Linked DNA regions of Homo sapiens: region 1 is linked to region 2. A link is an interaction called in ENCODE POLR2A ChIA-PET data of the cell type or tissue named here. Cell type or tissue: PC-9. All regions are shown on one strand. Each heading gives the region's core, and the rest is flanking DNA. Links, peaks and the distances in the headings are about the cores only.

Region 1 (2,915 bases), core at 262-2,761, 330 kb before region 2:
AGAAAGACAATGGCAGAGTGAGTGTGCATGAGAGAGTATGTGTCAGTGTGTGTGGGTGTGTCTGAGTGTGAGTATGCATGTGTGAGTCTGGGGGGAAGGAGATCATGATGAGTCATGAGAAACCAAAGAAGTCAAGGCAAGGGCCCTGGGCTGCTGTTACCTCCTGGCCCCCATCCTCACGCCCACATGTCTCGAGAGGTTGATCAATGGGAGCAGTCAGGACACAAGACCCAGGAGGAAAGTAAAGCACGGAATTCATTTTCAAGCATCGAATCCAGCTCCTCTTTAATTCAGCCTGGACTCTCCAGAGGGCAATCAGGAGCGCTCACGGATGTGAGTTACTTAGAGAACTTCCCCTATTTCTCTTTCCATAGGATGGCACGGAGGTACGGACTCCAGGAAGTGCTGTCTGGTGCCTGGCTTTCTGCAGTTGGCCCACACTGCTTTGAGAGGCTGCCAGGTCCTGTCTGGGTGTACCTACGATGTGGATTATTCACATCTATGGACATCTTTTCTTGGTGCCCATTTTTCCCATACATGTCCGACCATGACAGTCAGCCTGCTCAGTCACCCTCCCCCAGGGCAGCACCTGGGCTGCTCATGCATTTGTTTCCAGACAGGCCTTTTCCTGGTTAGGGATGCAATATACACTTGACTCTTAAAGAGGAGGGTTCAGACTAAGGGAGGAGTTACTGACATGCTGCAATCCAAAACCCACTCTTTAAGACAGCATCTGCATTCATAGAGTATGAGCACTCAGATGGCATGACACTGCTGCGTGACCATGGATGTAGCTCACCCTTTCTCTGGGCCTCAGTTTCCCCATCTGTTATAAGGAGGAGTTGGTCTAAGATGACTTAGATGACTCTGTAGGTCATTTCCTGTCCTAAAGGTCCACAATCATTCTTTTTTTTTTGAGACTGAGTCTCACTCTGTCGCCTAGACTGGAGGGCAGTGGCACGATCTCGGCTCACTGCAAGCTCTGCCTCCCAGGTTCACGCCGTTCTCCTGCCTCAGCTTCCCGAGTAGCTGGGACTACAGGCACCCGCCACCATGGCCAGCTAATTTTTTGTATTTTTAGTAGAGATGGTTTCACCGTCTTAGCCAGGATGGTTTCGATCTCCTGACCTCGTGATCCACCCACCTCGGCCTCCCAAAGTGCTGGGATTACAGGCATGAGCTGCTGCGCCCGGCCCCCACAATCATTCTTCATCTCACAGCTCTGCAAGTGTTAAGAAGATGCAGAAAAATTGGGCTCTGTGGCCATAGGAAGTGAAGCAGGAGAAGGCAGCCATGCTGACCACAGCCAATGGGACCAGCAACCCGGCTGTGCACTGCCGAACCCTGCCCTGTTTCTCCTTTCTCTCTTCTGACCATTTCATCACCTCCAACTAACTACCTCTCCTCTCCCTTCCCCAGCATCTTCCTGCCTCTTCAGAGAAGAACAGCTACACTGCCATGAGGGGGTGGGAGGCTGTGCTGGGCAGATGGGAGGCTTGCTCGCTCTCTCTCTAAATGCTAAACCAATCCTCATTAAAGAGTTTTGGCTGGCTGGGCACAGTGGCTCTTGCCTATAATCCCAGTGCTCTGGAAGGTCGTGGCAGGAGGATCTCTTGAACTCAGCAGTTTGAGACCAGCCTAGGCAACATGACAAGACCCAGATTCTATTTAAAAAATTAAAAATCAGCCAGATGTGGTGACACATGTTTGAGGTTCCAGCTACTCCAAAGGCAGAGTCGGGAGGATCACCTGAGCTCAGGAGTTCACAGCTGCAGTAAGCCATGATTGCACCACTGCACTCCAACCTGGGTGACAAAGTGACTCATATATATATATATTCATTTCAAGCATTCAATTAATTTTCAAGCATCGAATCCAGCTCCTCTTTAATTCAGCCTGGACTCTCCAGAGGGCAATCAGGAGTGCTTGCATGCAGGTACTCAGAGAACTTCCCCTATTTCTCTTTCCATAGGATGGCATGGAGGTATGGACTCCAGGAAGTGCTGTCTGTTGCCTGGCTTTCTGCAGTTGTGCCCACACTGCTTTGAGAGGTTGCCAGGTCCTGTCTGGGTGTGTGTGTGTGTGTGTGTGTACATATATATATATATGTGTGTGTGTGTGTGTGTGTGTGTATATATATATATATATATATATATATATATATATTTTGGCACAGCCTGACTCTTCCAATTTAAACCTAGTGGGGACTGGAAGGGAACAAGTCAGGAGAGAAGAGATCTAAGGATAAAAGTAGCCAAATGACAAGCTGCAGACACCGACTCACCCACGGGCACAAGCTATGACATCCTAGCAGTGCCTCACCCCCCATTGCAATCTCTTCTCACGTCATTGATAACATGGCCCTAACCAAAATCTGATTCCCATCCTACAGTCCATACACTATGGATCATGCAGCTGTGCACCCACCCCAGATGCCGGAGCCTGCCTGAGGTAGGCAGTACTGCAGAATAAGCCCCTGACCCTTGGCAAGGACCTGTCCTCTACAAATGCAGGAGTGTGAAAGTCTAACTTCCAGCAGGTGAAGGCCATAAAGCTCAGCATGGACCAAAATTACAACATGACTGTAAGAATAATTAACACATGTGGGCCTTGTCAACTGAAGCAAGTGAAGGAATGTACTAATCCCACCACAGATGATGTCAGTAAGGGGCATAACTAGAAAGCATCATACTCGGCAAGGCCTATTGTTCAAAGATAAATAAAGACAGTGTGGGTCTAAAAACCCTGCCCTGTGCAAAACTGTAAAGTAACTAGGCATGTTTAGACTAAAGGAGAGATGCCTTAAGGTAAACAGGATTTTGAGTATCTCAGAGGAGGAAGAGAGAGGGGAAGCAAAAGGGGAGAAAGGTCTTTTTTTTGTTCCTCCAGAGGGAGGTTATCAGATGGCATAATTG
Region 2 (2,915 bases), core at 227-2,726:
GCTCTTTCCAGAATAGCATGATACCCAAGTACACTTCAAGACCGCCCAGGTATGATTATAAGTGAGAATCAGGAAATGGGCTGAAAGGATTCTCTCACCAGAGAAGGCAGGGGAAGGAAGCTGTCTTTTCTCCTGCAGGTGGCTATTTTTTGCCTAAGTATGTCTAGTTCTTCTTCACCTTCTCAGAAGAACCAGAGGCCACCTTATAAGTTATCGATCATATTTCTCTTCTGGGCTTGCTTTATTTTATTTTATTTTATTTTATTTTATTTTATTTTATTTTATTTTATTTTATTATTTTATTTTTAGTAGAGACAGGGTTTCACCATGTTGGCCAGGCTGGTCTTGAACTCCTGGCCTCAAGCGATCCTCCCACCTCGGCCTCCCAAAGTGCTGGGATTACAGGCATGAGCCACCTCGCCTGGCCTCTTCTAGGCTTTCTTTAAATTCTTGGTAAGATTTCCTCAAAGGTGGGAGCCCCAGTTAAGTTCACTCTTTCAAATAAAGGAGCTGAGGGCAAACCTCTGAGAGTTCCTCAAGGCCAGGGTGCCTGTCTTTTAAATATTTGTCTCCCCAGCACCCAGAGCCTTGTGGGCTCTCAGGGCACCCTGCAGAGCTGTGGTGAGTCAGGTTGTAAGGGTCAGGGTCCACACACCCAGTCGTCCTGGTGTTGGCTGGAGGACAGAGCCGGGCCTCAAGCACAGAGGATGGAGCAGCAGGCAGACAGAAGGAAATGGGTCACACCAGGCATGATTCAGGGAATAGTGTCTTTTGGGACCATGGCCCAAACCTGCTGAACTGACAGCTTCTCCAGCTGGCTTTCTTTCGTCTTACTTCATATTCTAAGGTTTCGGTCAAGAAGAGTATAAACAGAAAGACATAACATGGATGTCTCAGAGCACCGAGGCAAATAAACCCAGGAAAAATAAGCAGACCAGGAATCTCTGGTTAGCCGATCAGATTGCAATTATGCTGCTACTATAGTAGAGAGTGACCCAGACCCAGTTAGTTGGCAAGTTTTTCTTTGCAGCAATCAGCTGATGAAAACATACCCACCTCGTCATGCTCTCATCTGACACAGCACTGTGTCTCCAGAAACTGTTACCGGAAAGGGGTCCCGATCCAGACCCCAAGAGAGGGTTCTTGGATCTTGTGCAAGAAAGAATTCGGGGCAAGTCCACAGTGCAAAGCAAAAGCAAGTTTATTAAGAAAATAAAGGAATAAAACAGTGGCTACTCCATAAGCAGAGCAGCAGCTTAAGCTTAAGCTATAAGGATACTTATAGTTATTTCTTGATTATATGCTAAACAAGGAGTGGATTATTCACGAGTTTTCTGGGAAAGGGGTGAGCAATTCCTGAAGCTGAGGGTTCCTCCCCTTTTTAGACCACATAGGGTAACTTCCGGATGTTACCATGGCATCTATAAACTGTCATGGCGTTGGTGGGAGTGTCTTTTAGCATGCTAATGCATTATAATTAGCGTATAATGAGCAGTGAAGATGGCCAGAGGTCTCTCTCATGGCCATCTTGGTTTTGGGTCTTGGCTGGCTTTCATTACTGCAACCCACTTTATCATCAAGGTCTTTATGACCTGTATCTTGTGCTGACCTCCTATCTCATCCTGTGACTAAGAATGCCTAACCTCCTAGGAATGCAGCCCAGGAAGTCTCAGCCTCATTTTACCCAGCCGCTATCCACAATGAAGTTGCTCTGGTTCAAATGCCTGTAACAAAATCATAAAGAAGAACTAAAAACTCCATATCCAGGACCTAACACGATTCAAGCTGAAGAAAATCAGGTCACAGACTTAAGGGAGTTTATCTGAACTTTTGAACTTAGATTTTTTTTTAATTAGCAAGACTTTTAATAAAGAATAAGGATGAGAGAAAGTGATGGACAAAGGCTTTGAGACCCTGGCATATAATTTTACTCCCTGATGCTGCAATTTGAGCCCCAGATTCTCAGGCAACATTGGAAAAATATAGGAAGTCAAACTACTCTTGTGTTTTCTCATGCTAATACCCACCAAAGAAGCAGGCAGAATGGAGGCCCCAGAGCCCCAACGAGTAACCCCATCTCCCCTCCAGGGTGAGAAAAAAATCAGGCTCAAATTAAAGTGCTATCTTGCTGGCAAAAGAAGTGTGAAAAACTGCCGTGCCCTTTTCTAGCAATTCCAATGAGCTCATGTATTTTCATTCTGAGGTGTTAAACATTGCCAGAGAGAGAGAGAGAGAGAGCCTTCTAAGAGTATTTAGGTCAAATGCTAGGATTTCTTTTAACCCTTTAGAATTCCAGTCGAATTCCAATGATACTAAATTGAAAACCCAAAATGGATGTAACAAACTTTTTCTGGAACCTTTACAGAGTAATGACTAATATTGGAGGGTGAGGGTGGGGGGGGGGGTTGTTTGTTTTGTTTTTTGTTTTTGTTTTTGAGACGGTGTCTTCCTCTGTCGCCCAAGCTGGAGTGCAGTAGTGTGATCTTGGCTCACTGCAACCTCCACCTCCTGGGTTCAAGCGATTCTCCTGCCTTAGCTTCGTGAGTAGCTGGGATTACAGGCACCCACTACTACGCCTGGCTAATTTTTTGTATTTTTAGTAGAGACAGAATTACACCAAGTTGCCGGGCATGGTGGCTCACGCCTGTAATCCCAGCACTTTGGGAGGCCGAGGGGGGCGGATCACAAGGTCAGGAGTTCGAGACCATCCTGGCTAATACGGTGAAACCCCATCTCTACTAAAAATACAAAAAAAATTAGCCGGGCGTAGGTGGTGCACGCCTGTAGTCCCAGCTACTTGGGAGGCTAAGGCAGGAGAATGGCGTAAAACCCGGGAGGCAGAGCTTGCAGTGAACCGAGATCGCGCCACTGCACTCCAGCCTGGGAGACAGAGCGAGACTCTGTCTCAAAAAAAA

The links. Peaks named below come from ENCODE experiments on the same cell type or tissue, not always from the same donor. Only the 100,000 strongest peaks of a DNase experiment are listed, where the experiment ranks them.
Region 1: POLR2A ChIA-PET joins it to region 2 with 10 read pairs; 2 of 35 experiments call an interaction of 5 or more read pairs at or near these places.

The regions. Positions count from the first base shown.
Region 1 is chr11:123,547,543-123,550,457 of GRCh38, reverse strand. All of the region lies in intron 2 of GRAMD1B (GRAM domain containing 1B), which reads right to left. Among named protein-coding and RNA genes, the nearest start is that of SCN3B, 110 kb to the left of the region's middle. In PC-9, for the core only: no CTCF peak of the experiment used is centred there; no DNase peak of the experiment used is centred there.
Region 2 is chr11:123,217,314-123,220,228 of GRCh38, reverse strand. No RefSeq gene overlaps it. Among named protein-coding and RNA genes, the nearest start is that of CLMP, 24 kb to the right of the region's middle. RefSeq lists an enhancer at 683-1,183. In PC-9, for the core only: no CTCF peak of the experiment used is centred there; no DNase peak of the experiment used is centred there; H3K27ac peaks cover 1,375 bases.